Regions from separate parts of the Homo sapiens genome. Here all the other regions are linked to region 3. The links are chromatin contacts, found by Hi-C in ENCODE. All regions are on one chromosome and are shown on one strand. The core of a region is the stretch at or near the end of the contact, and the rest is flanking DNA. Distances in the headings are between cores, read along the strand shown. Region 1 holds the start of VGLL4 (vestigial like family member 4). Region 2 has its middle 11 kb from the start of WNT7A. Region 3 holds the start of RAF1 (Raf-1 proto-oncogene, serine/threonine kinase). Region 4 holds the start of SLC6A6 (solute carrier family 6 member 6).

Evidence for each region. A loop is a pair of places that touch in the nucleus more often than their neighbours do. Pooled maps may share reads with other maps.
Region 1: a map of naive thymus-derived CD4-positive, alpha-beta T cell shows a loop between it and region 3 (8-fold over the local background). The contact joins the promoter of VGLL4 here to the promoter of RAF1 in region 3. A Hi-C loop is called at or near these places in 1 of 168 maps with a recorded cell type or tissue (naive thymus-derived CD4-positive, alpha-beta T cell) and 10 of 50 pooled maps.
Region 2: a loop to region 3 is called in a map of CD8-positive, alpha-beta T cell, with 7 times the contacts of the local background. The contact joins the enhancer-like site here to the promoter of RAF1 in region 3. A Hi-C loop is called at or near these places in 2 of 168 maps with a recorded cell type or tissue (CD8-positive, alpha-beta T cell and ascending aorta) and 6 of 50 pooled maps.
Region 4: a map of OCI-LY7 shows a loop between it and region 3 (6-fold over the local background). The contact joins the promoter of SLC6A6 here to the promoter of RAF1 in region 3. A Hi-C loop is called at or near these places in 2 of 168 maps with a recorded cell type or tissue (OCI-LY7 and naive thymus-derived CD4-positive, alpha-beta T cell) and 6 of 50 pooled maps.

What each region holds. Positions count from the first base shown.
Region 1 is chr3:11,642,584-11,645,283 of GRCh38, reverse strand. It overlaps VGLL4 (vestigial like family member 4), which reads left to right and starts at 1,369. Exons shown (of 5, transcript NM_001128219.3): 1 at 1,369-1,847. The coding sequence starts at 1,766. RefSeq lists enhancers at 1,146-1,225, 2,416-2,700.
Region 2 is chr3:13,889,609-13,892,308 of GRCh38, reverse strand. No RefSeq gene overlaps it. Among named protein-coding and RNA genes, the nearest start is that of WNT7A, 11 kb to the right of the region's middle. Within about 2 kb of position 1,393, at least 7 of the 41 ENCODE cell types and tissues checked have a DNase peak (open chromatin) inside an H3K27ac peak, as active enhancers do; they include CD8-positive, alpha-beta T cell, where a contact is called at or near this core.
Region 3 is chr3:12,662,705-12,665,404 of GRCh38, reverse strand. RAF1 (Raf-1 proto-oncogene, serine/threonine kinase) reads left to right here and starts at 1,288. Exons shown (of 17, transcript NM_002880.4): 1 at 1,288-1,592. RefSeq lists enhancers at 913-982, 1,023-1,372, 984-1,595, 1,596-2,206 and a silencer at 1,563-1,782.
Region 4 is chr3:14,401,272-14,404,072 of GRCh38, reverse strand. It overlaps SLC6A6 (solute carrier family 6 member 6), which reads right to left and starts at 1,467. Exons shown (of 15, transcript NM_003043.6): 1 at 1,226-1,467. LOC105376959 (a long non-coding RNA gene) reads left to right here and starts at 1,666. Exons shown (of 8, transcript XR_007095825.1): 1 at 1,666-2,801. RefSeq lists enhancers at 284-363, 434-493, 1,814-1,983, 1,994-2,043 and a silencer at 1,144-1,673.

The DNA of each region.
Region 1 (2,700 bases), core at 120-2,619, 1.0 Mb after region 3:
TCCTTCAAATTATTTATTCAAATATTATTTTGGAATATTAAAAATATATTTTTAGAATAGTAATTCAAATGTTTAGTTTTTGTTTTTTTTTTTTCTATTTTGTTAACACGTTCTTGATGTGCTGAAAACTGAACATTCAGTGGTTCACTCGTTCAGTAAACAGTTTTTGGGCACCTGAACTTGGTTGTGCTAGGCACTGGGTAATCAAAGTTTAAGCCCCAAGTTCTTCCAATAGCAAATAGTACAGCTGCATGCCACTAGCTTCTTACACACAGGTGGGTGACATACATGCCAAATGAAAATAATTTTACCCTTTCCCTCTATAATTTCAAGTACACTTTTAATTTTTGATATTATAGCCCTATTTGCTTAAACACTCTTCCATCTCTTCTCCTCTCCTTGTCTCCTTTTTTTCTTTTCTTTTTTTTTTTTTTTTTTGAGACAAAGTCTCACTCTGTTGCCCAGGCTGGAGTGCAGTGTCACGATCTTGGCTCACTGCATCCTCCTCCTCTCAGGTTCAAGCAATTCTCCCACCTCAGCCTCCTGAGTAGCTGGGACTACAGGCGTGCGCTACCACACCAGGCTAATTTATGTATTTTTAGTAGAGATGGGGTTTCACCATGCTGGCCAGGCTGGTCTTGAACTCTTGACCTCAAGTGATCCGCCTGCTTCGACTAGGATTACAGGTGTGAGCCACTACACCCGGCCCCCTCGTTTTTTTAAATAAAATTATAACATTAGGTGGGAAAAAACACTTTAAAAGTAGTTCTGTCAACTATTTTGGGGGCTGTGGGCCAGTCATTTAATCCATCTGAACCTGTTTCCTCTGCTGTGAAAGGGTGATACCCTCCTTGCCCTGTCCATCTCAGTTGTTATGGGGATTATGGAAGAAGCTATATGTAACATTAACATCAGAAATTTAAATATCCAGTTAAAGTGTAAATGGATATTATAAAACAATCTTTAAAAGAAACAAAGACACTATATATATATATATGGCTTATGCATCACTAGCACTTTGGGTTTCCGAAACCCCAACATGAAGTTTCACGAAAGTTGCATTCCATGGGAGTTTGCTTCCATGATGGATTTTTTACTTTGTACTTAGCTCCTGAAAAAGAAACTTCCTGGGTTTTCTTTTTTCCTCCTACGGTTTTGCAGCGGCTTGGCTGCTTCCTGTCAAGAGCCACTCTGCCAAGGCCCCGTCTCTAGAGTCTCTCCCCCTCCCCTTTCTCTTTCTTTCCAACACTTGCTACATTGAGAGGCTGATCCTGTGCAGAAGCCCTCCCTGCCTCGGCAGCGCGGCGCAGTGAGCATGCTCGGCCTCCTGCGGGAAGAGGAAGCGGCGGCATAGGAGTCATGCCAAGCATAGCCCTCATGTCAGCGCTGCCGGCTTGCAGCGGGCTGTGAGAGGGGCCGGCGCCGCTTTGTCCTAGGAAACGGGCTGCGCGTTTCTCTTTTTCACTCTTTTCCATTTCCAGGAAGGACTTGTAAGGACTTCTGAAACGCTGTTTTCATACTCGATCGGGGATACAGTACATACACCGTCTACCAGTAAGCCCTTGAAGGGTTTCGTGTGAGCTCGATTTTTTTGTGCCTGATTTTTTTTTTTTTAACTTTTGCATACTTTGTTTTGATAGTCTGAGGCTGGGCCTCTGCCTTTGTGAAGTTGAAGAGCCAGGAGCTACTCAGCAACAATTGATTTTTGAAACTTAACTCTTTTGGGGCAAAAGCAAAGAGCTGGTTTTCTTTGCTAGCCCAATAAATGCTATTTATGAAGATGGACCTGTTGAACTATCAGTACTTGGACAAGATGAACAACAATATCGGCATTCTGTGCTACGAAGGTAGATGTCCCGTTGTAGAATTACTGCCCGTTGCTCGTCCCGGCCACTCCTCCTCAGTGTGCTGGGTGCCTGCCTTCTAAGCGCCCGCTGTCCTCCTCCGGGGTGTAGGGCACTTGAAAGGCCGGCGTTTCTTAGGTTCGGTTCGGCACCGAGTGTGTTCGGATCTCAGGCTGCGGGGGGCGGTGGAGGGGGCTGGACGGGGAGGCAGTGAAGTAGAAACCCTTCAAAGTTTGCTCGTTGCTTGCAACGTACTCGCGCCTCACATTTTTAACTCTTTAAAATGTATGTATTTTTGATTTCCGTTAATATTGTCTTTAGGGGAAGGACTTGTAGGACGCCGGTAAAAGTTGAGCCTCTTTGGGGGAGGGGCTGGTAAGGATTGCACCGTCTACTGTACCCTGCTGTGGGCCACGGCGCCCTGCAGCTCACGGAGGGGGAGCCAAAGTTACAGCGAGTTTTTGTGCTCGCGAGTGAGCGTCCCAAACAGCGGAGAATGTCCCTCTCCCGCGTGGGGCCGGAAGGGCACCGTGTCAGCGAGCACAGGCGGGCTCTTTGTCTCGCTGGCGCTTCCTGTGCAGCCCGGGGAGCGCTGACACTGGGGGGTGTTCCTCGCGCTCCGCTCCCTGTGGGAGCGATTACACAACACCCCGACCCCCAGCCTGCCCTGAAAAAGAGAGAGCCGCGCCGAACTGTTATTTATTACCTCCTACTGCCCGCGAGGTGCTTCCCCCACTGTCTTGTATTTCCAACTGTCTCTGGTAGCAGTCAGAGAAAAATCTATTTCTTAAGCCCTCGGACATCCTCTACGTGCGATTTGAAAAAGTGGCAATGGCCCTGGGTCTGCCGCCGAGGG
Region 2 (2,700 bases), core at 144-2,643, 1.2 Mb before region 3:
GACAGGACTCGGGGCTAACTCTGCCTCAAGGGGTCAGATTAAGGGTTGGACAGGTTTCCTGTAGTGCCTCTAACCCAGCCCTAGAGATCTAAAGAAGGAATTAGTGATTCAGGTGACTGGTTCTAGATTTTTTTGGACACGGAGGACTAAGAACAGAAAGTAGGACAATGAGGAGGCCCAATGCATCTGTTTTTCTTCCACTAGAAACAAAAATCCCCCAACCCAGAGGCCTAAACAATAATAGATTTTTCTGTCACTTAAAAAAAAAAAGCCCAGAGGCAGGCTGCGGGGCTGCTATGGCAGCTCAACCATGCCATCGTGTCCCTTCTTGTTTTCCATTTGGCCGTCCTTCTCAAGATGGCTGCCAGAGGAAGGGGAAACTCAAGGAACTGAAAGCCCAGGGGCTTCCACCTACATCTCTTTCAACAGAACAAAGTCATGGCTGCCCCTAGCTGCAAAGGATGCTGGGAGATGTAGTTTCTAAAGTCAGTCACAAGACAGAAAAAGTTTATCTTCAGGATAATTGAGATTTTTCACTACTTTTTAGTCTACAATAATGAAAACAGCTACACTTAGTCATTTACAGATATTCATTTGAAGTACCATCGAGGGACCAGGCACAGAGCCAGCTGCCTTGTGTAAACTGGTGAACGAAGGGCTTGTCCTCTCCTCACCTGACTTACTTAGGGAATAGTCACTGTGTGCAAAGTACCTAGTATCTATTACTTCATTTAATGTTCATAACAGTACTAGGAAGTAATTACTATTATCCCCATCCTACACACAAGTAAACAGAAGCTCTGAGAGGCTAATAATCTATCAAGGCTCCATAATTATGTAACAGATCCAGAATTCAAATCCATGTTGGTCTAGTCCAGAGCTTCAGCCATTAACTATTCCATACTAGTGGGTTCCATCCATGGCTGTGTCTTAGAACCTCCCTGAAAGCTTTTTATATGCTCCACAGAGATTCTGATTTAAGTGGTTGGAGGTAGGGTTCAAGCATCAGTCTGTTTGTAATTATCTTATTTAATCCACACAACAACTGGAGATGAAGGTATTTATCTTTCTATTTAAAAATCAGAGAAACTAAGACCCAGAGATGCAGACTCACTTGCCTAAAGTCACACAGTAATTCCACAGTGAAACTGGGATATATGATCAGATCTGTCTTCTCCAAAAAGCCATCCTTAGCTCCAGAGAAAGGCAGCCTCCCTAAAGCTGGGGGATATACTGGCCAACCACTCTGCTCCAGCCCCAGAAGCCTCCCAGGGAATGTGTGTGCATGAGGGGCAGAGCGCCAGGTGGCAACTAAGTGATAAACAGGCCAGGACATGCCAGGATGTGTGCCGGAAGCCCAGCCCACTAAAGGCAGAGGTGTGGCTGGGCCAGGGTGGGGGCCGGACGTGGGGATGCACTTTTTCCCCAGCACAACAAGCTGTGGGCTTCCTCCCTCCCAGCTGAGCCCTGCCTGATATGGCAGGCCCAGAATGGGTCGCTAGCTAGAGAGTGGAGGGGTGGCAGGAGGGCAGGGGCCCAGGGCCAGTCCCCAGAGGAAGTCACATGGCTGGGGGCACAGGCATGACCCAGGAATGGTGAGGGGAGGGAGATATTTCAGGCCCGAGAGGAAGGGCCCAGCCCATGAGATGAATCACCCGGGCCGGAGATTATCCTGAGGAAGACCTTGGGGGTGGAATGGTGATAAGTGCTCTCCTCCCGAGGTGACCAGGAGCCCACGGGCAGATGGCCAGCGGCCGGTGAGGCAAAGTGTGGCTGGGAGCGCACAGATGAGTCTGAGAGGGCCCACCAGATCCAGGTGCTTTCCAGAAGGGACTTCTCAGTGACCCTACAACATGAGGGGAAGCCCTGGAGACCAGTCACTTGCACAAGGTCACAGGGCCAGAGATGGGATTTGGAGTGGGAGTGTGCCTTTCTGTTTCCGCAGCTTGTCTCCCCAAAGCAGGGAGCTAAGACTGCCACTGCCCTCCTGCTCCAGGGGCTTCCTGGGTGGACATGAAACTTCACTGATAAGACACCAGGCTTTAGACTCCGAATGGCAAACCAGGTGTCAGAGCTTATGCTTGCTCCTGGATGAGGCACTAGACTTGTCCCAGCTTCTTATTGCAGGAATGGGAAGTAGGGAGTCCAGAGGCTCACCCAGAACAAGGGGCTTACCCAGGATTCCAGAGCAGGCTGGACAGAGGCCAGTGGACCTGAGTCCTGCCTCCCAGCCCACAGATGATGATCTTCTGGATCTCTAAGGGTGGCCATCAGCATCACCTGGGAACTTGTTAGAAATGCACATTTTGGGGTGCATTTCATTCAGTCCCAGATGGACTGAATGTGAACCTGGGCAGTGGGCATCCCTCTGAGCATTAACAAGCCCTCCTGCAGGGGATTCTGGTGCCAGCAGAACATAAAGTACACACACACACACACACACACACACACACACACACACACACACACACACACATATTCACCGGGTGGTATTTGGTATAAAATGGCCTCACAATGGTCTTTACCTCAAATTCAATTAAAACAATCCCATCCACCTGATGATCCATCCATGGGCTCACAAACCATGAGAATGCAGAGGTCCTTCAAAATCAACAGGGATTTGTTTCTCAAGCTGGAGGGATATGTGGGCTCCTTGAAAGGGGAAACTTGTACACTACTCCCCCTGGCCAATAAACACAC
Region 3 (2,700 bases), core at 39-2,538:
AATCTCCGCCTCCTGGGTACAAGCAATTCTCCTGCCTTAGCCTCCCGAGTAGATGGGATGACAGGCATGCACCACCATGCCCAGCTAATTTGGTATTTTTATTTTTTTATATTTATTTATTTTTTCGAGACGGAGTCTCGCTCTGTCGCCCAGGCTGGAGTGTAATGGTGCGATCTGGGCTCACTGCAACCTCTGCCTCCCGGGTTCAAGCGATTCTCCTGTCTCAGCCTCCTGAGTAGCTGGGATTACAGGCGCCCGCCACCACGCCCGGCTAATTTTTGTATTTTTAGTAGAGACGGGGTTTCTCCATGTTGGTCAGGCTGGTCTCGAACTCCCGACCTCAGGTGATCCGCCTGCCTCGGCCTTCCAAAGTGCTGGGATTACAGGAGTAATCCCAAAAAAAGCGCCGGGCCCTTTTTTTGTTGTTTTTTAAATTCAGTAACTATCTAGTTCATTCTTGGATGGATGACAACCCAGATTGGATGTGTAGCAGCGTTCTCTTAACCAGTTTCCTATTAATCTTCATTTCATCCCCAGTGTTTCTCCAGAATGCAAATAATATGGCATTAAATATCTTCACACATAGCTTTTTGTGTATGTGTATACTTATTTCTCTAGAATTAGTGTCTAGAAGTGAAACTGCCGGGAGGAAGGATATATACTTTTAACATGTCCAAGTTCCACTGTGATAGCGCTGCGAGGGCACACAACAGGTTTCAATATACCTTGGACCAAACCGGATATTATCAGTTTTTTTAACTTGTTGCTAATGTGATGGGGGAAAAATGAACTCGGAATTTACACACAAGGAAAAGACCGTTTAAGGTTCAGGGACTGTCCACATAGCTGTCAAGTGGCGGAGCCGTGATTTGGTATTAAAGTGCCCGGAGAGGACGCGTCAAAGTTGGACACTGTGCCCTGTGTCCTGAGGCACGTCTGGTGATCGCTGGGCCTTGCAATGCTGGGCAGGCAGGCCTTCCTCTCCCCTTCTAGGCCTCTGGCCACTCCTGGCTGGCCGAAAGCCGGTTCTTCTCGATTACCGAGTGCCTCTCCTGAAAGCAAGTCAGCGTCGCCTAACCTCTTCAGCTTCGAAATGGCGGCCACCAGATCGCTAGGCCACGCCCCGGGGGCGGGGCCTGAGTTCAGGCCAGAGCGATGGATGCCCGAGCCAAGTTAGAAGTCGACTGCCAGTAGGGCTCGCGCAGAATCGGAGAGCCGGTGGCGTCGCAGGTCGGGAGGACGAGCACCGAGTCGAGGGCTCGCTCGTCTGGGCCGCCCGAGAGTCTTAATCGCGGGCGCTTGGGCCGCCATCTTAGATGGCGGGAGTAAGAGGAAAACGATTGTGAGGCGGGAACGGCTTTCTGCTGCCTTTTTTGGGCCCCGAAAAGGGTCAGCTGGCCGGGCTTTGGGGCGCGTGCCCTGAGGCGCGGAGCGCGTTTGCTACGATGCGGGGGCTGCTCGGGGCTCCGTCCCCTGGGCTGGGGACGCGCCGAATGTGACCGCCTCCCGCTCCCTCACCCGCCGCGGGGAGGAGGAGCGGGCGAGAAGCTGCCGCCGAACGACAGGACGTTGGGGCGGCCTGGCTCCCTCAGGTAGGTGGCAGGACCGGGTCGTGGATGCCGGGGGAGCCGGGCGGCGGGGCTGAGGGATCGGCTTCCAGGGCGACCGGGCCTGGGTGGCGCTGATGGAGCGGCCCCGCGGCTGCCGGGCAGAGGGCTTGGGCCAGGCCGTTGTCACCCTGGGGTAGCGTTGGGCGGGGGCCCCGGAGTCCGGTGTCATGGCCGGCGAGCCGAGTTCCCACATCCCACTCAAATTTCCTTGTGTTTGGCGGAAACGTGCCAACGCCACCCTTATGCCATGCGCATTCCTCATATTTGGCAGTGGGAAAATCCGCCCAGAGCTGCCCCATATCTGTTGTCACTTGGATGGGCCAATTCCTTTTCTCTTGGGCCGCCGAATGTGGGACCCGGGCTTGCACCCTTTCTCAGGGTACTTCAGTCAAGTGACACCCTTTTAGAGACGACGTGAGGAATCGGGTAAGAGAGGAGGAAACTGGCCAGTGCCCTACCACAAAGGCACAGGGGCCTCTTCTTGGGTATCAGGACTAGCCTTGGGTATCAGGACTCTGGGTTATTAATGAAAGGTTTGGGATACTTATAGAGGATTGGCCTCAGGACGCTTTGGAATGAAGAGCCAGGGCTGTCTTTTGTGTGACGCGAGAGCCGCCGGGACGCTTCAGCTCTGCAGCTGCTGAGGCTCTGCGAGCGAGTCGATGCCCAAGAGAGAGGGGTTTGGACGTCGTGAGAGGCGAGGCGGCCGTGTTCATTCATTGTTCTCGTTCTAGGGCTCTGGGTGTGCCCCTGGTATTCATTCTGTGGTGGGAAGAAGGAATGGAACTTAGTGTATCCTTGAGATGTGAACGGGTTCTAGGGGGTCACTTAATCTAAGTGGAAAATGAATTCAAGGCACGTTCATTGAGCGTTTCTGCTTGCCTGGTCCTCTGTGGGCTGAGTGGAGAGACTCTGCCCTCCCTGCGCTCCTAAGGCGTGAAAACAATGCAGTGTGATAAGAATTGGCTTATCAAGTGTTATGGGGATTTAGAACAGTTAGTTTTGCTTGGGGAGGAGTTGAGGAAGCTTCTACACTCGAGGAGACTTCTGAGTCGAGTTTTGAAACACCTGTGAGTAAGTGCTCATCGGG
Region 4 (2,801 bases), core at 218-2,717, 1.7 Mb before region 3:
AGCCCGAAGACCCTCCATTCAAGTGTCTGGGCAATTACTGAGCTGATTTATTTCCCCAGACAGGAAACGGGGGCCCAGGCTGCCTCCCAAGCTTTTGGGGCTGGTCCTGGGGATGCCGGGATCTGGCAGAGGCCCAACAGTGACCAAAATAGCCAGGCCGGTGGCCCTACCCGGCACACACCTCCCTGCCTGGGAGAGCTGCCCACAGGTCTCCTCTCCAGTCCAGGCTGAAGTCCAGGCTGAAGCTTTGAGGCTGTAGGAGGAGGTCCCTGGAATTCTCTCTGTGTGGCTTCCCTAGTGGGAGGGGGACGAGAATCTCCTACTCAAAAGAGGAACCCACAGAAGGAAGAGAAATAGTCTGGAGGGGGAAGTGTCCTGCTGGCCCTGCCGGCTGTCCACTACCCCTTGGCTGCCCCTCCGGGCCTTGGTCCCACCACTCAGGACTGCTGGACGCTGGCGCTGCCACCTGCACACCACCTATGGAGTGCATGCACCTATGGAGCCACGCTGCCCTATCACCTCTCCCCACTCAGCGCCGGCCCTGGAGAACCAGCTCTGGCCATTGGACCCTCTAGGCACCAGGGACACCCTCTTGGGTACAGCCGAGGACACACGAGTGCCCACAACCAGGGACCTGGAGACACAACCACACTCAGGGACACGCACGTGCACCTAGCCAGGGCCTGGAAGACGCAGCCCCCCACACACAGATTCATGCAGACACAAACGGGGACACACAAGAGCACACATCCAAAGACAGCACACTCAGGTATCACACACAGAGAGGCACACACACACAGCCCAGCACGCAGAGAATAACAGACATGCACCGGAACACACATGTGCACGCTGCTGGGGACACGGTGAAACAGTCACCCTCAGAAACACAGACACAGGGATACGGAGGCACATGTAGGCATCCTGACGGAGACAGGCACACAGATATGCCACACACACACACACACACACACACACACACACACACACACACACACTCTCCTGCCGCCCGCACCAAGAGCCGGAGCCCTTTTGCCGGGGAAACAATAACAGCCCCGCCAGCGGGACTGAGCAGGCGACTCTCGGTCCCTTCCGCGGTGGTGAAAGGGGCGCCGGATGGGCGCACGCGGAGGGGAGGAGGCCGGGACTGCGGCGACGCGGGGATGGGGAGGGGCTGCAGACGGCGGGCAGCGCCGGCTGCGCGCCCAGCTCCCGGTCCCTCCGGTACCTGGGGTGGCTGCGGCGCCGCCCGCGCTCTGCTCGGCTGTGCCGGGTTCCGCCGGCCGGGGGCTGCCTGCCCGCTCGCTCTCTGACCCGCTGGGTGAACGCTCCGCACTCCCTCTTGGCGCAGCTTGTCCTCTGGGCTTGCGGTCCTCGGGGCTCGGCGTTGGCGGCGGCGCGAAGGAAGCGGTAATTTATAAGCGGCTTCTTCCTGACCTCGCGTGTCTGTTGTCTGAGCAGGCAGCTCTCAGCATCACCCATCCTGCTGGGTGGAAAAATACCAGCTCGGCCGGGCCGGGGGCGGGGCCGGGGCGGGGCCGGGGCTTCCAGCCCCGCCCCAAGTGCGGACACACGCGCGCACACATACACATGCACACACATACACGCAAACACGCACGCGCGCATGGGCTCGGACACACAAAGAACCCGGGCTCGCCGAGCGCGCGCGCACACCCTCATGCCGCGCGGCGAACGTTCGTTGCCAGGTGCGGCAGCCCGCCCTGGGCGCCTCCTGCCTGCGGAAGAAGAGCAGGACAGACCCGACCCGACCCGCCTAGTCCTTTCCTTCACAGCAGCCTCCAAACTCCACCGCTCGCCTCTTCCGCCAGGCTCCTAGGATGAGGCCCAGGGCTCCTGGAGCAGCCAGGTGCAAACCAGACCGGGCTCGCACTCCACTGCGTTGCCCTGGGCGATCGTCCACGTTCTGGGAGACTCGGTATGCCCCGGGAGGGTGGCCTGAGCTTGTGGTGTGAAGCCAGGTACAGAGCTCCAGAATCCTGGCCTTGCCATGGCTGTGTGACCCTGGGCAAGTGACTCAATTTCTCTGCCTCAGTGTCCTCATCTATAAAATGGAAAGGAAAATAGTAGCGCTTGTCTCCTCCGGCTGTTATGAAGATCCAAGGTTAACAGCGTAGAGAACTCGGAACGCACCCGGCATCTAGGAAGTGCCAAGCCAGTGTCAGCTAATGTGACTATTTTTAAATGGAGATGGGGAGTGTGCCATTATTCTTGTCCTTATTTGAATGAACGGGCCCTCAGGGACCATTTTCCACTGCCCCGCCCTGGCAGCATGAGAGGGAAACGCTGTGAGAACCCCGAACCCCAGCCTTCTCCTGTCCCTCTCTCTCTCTCTCTCTCTCTGCACCTGGGAGGCGGGGAGGAGAGAGCCGATCCTTCCACCATTTACACGGAGAATGAAAGAAGAAATACCGGCCAGGCGCGGTGGCTCATGCCTGTAATCCCAGCACTTTGGGAGGCCGAGGGGGCAGATCACCTGAGGTCAGGAGTTCGAGACCAGCCTGGCCAACATGGCGAAACTCCGTCTCTACTAAAAGTACAAAAATTAGCCTGGCGTGGTGCCGGGTGCCTATAATCCCAGCTACTCAGGAGGCTGAGGCAGGAGAATCCCTTGAACCCGGGAGGCGGAGGTTGCAGTGAGCCGAGATCACGCCACTGCACTCCAGCCTGGGTGACAAGAATGAGTCTCAAAAAAACAAAAAAGAAGAAGAAGAAGAAATACCACACAGGTCCGACCAAGAGCTGCCCCCACTCAGGCCAGGATCCCTGCCTGGAAGGGCTCTGCA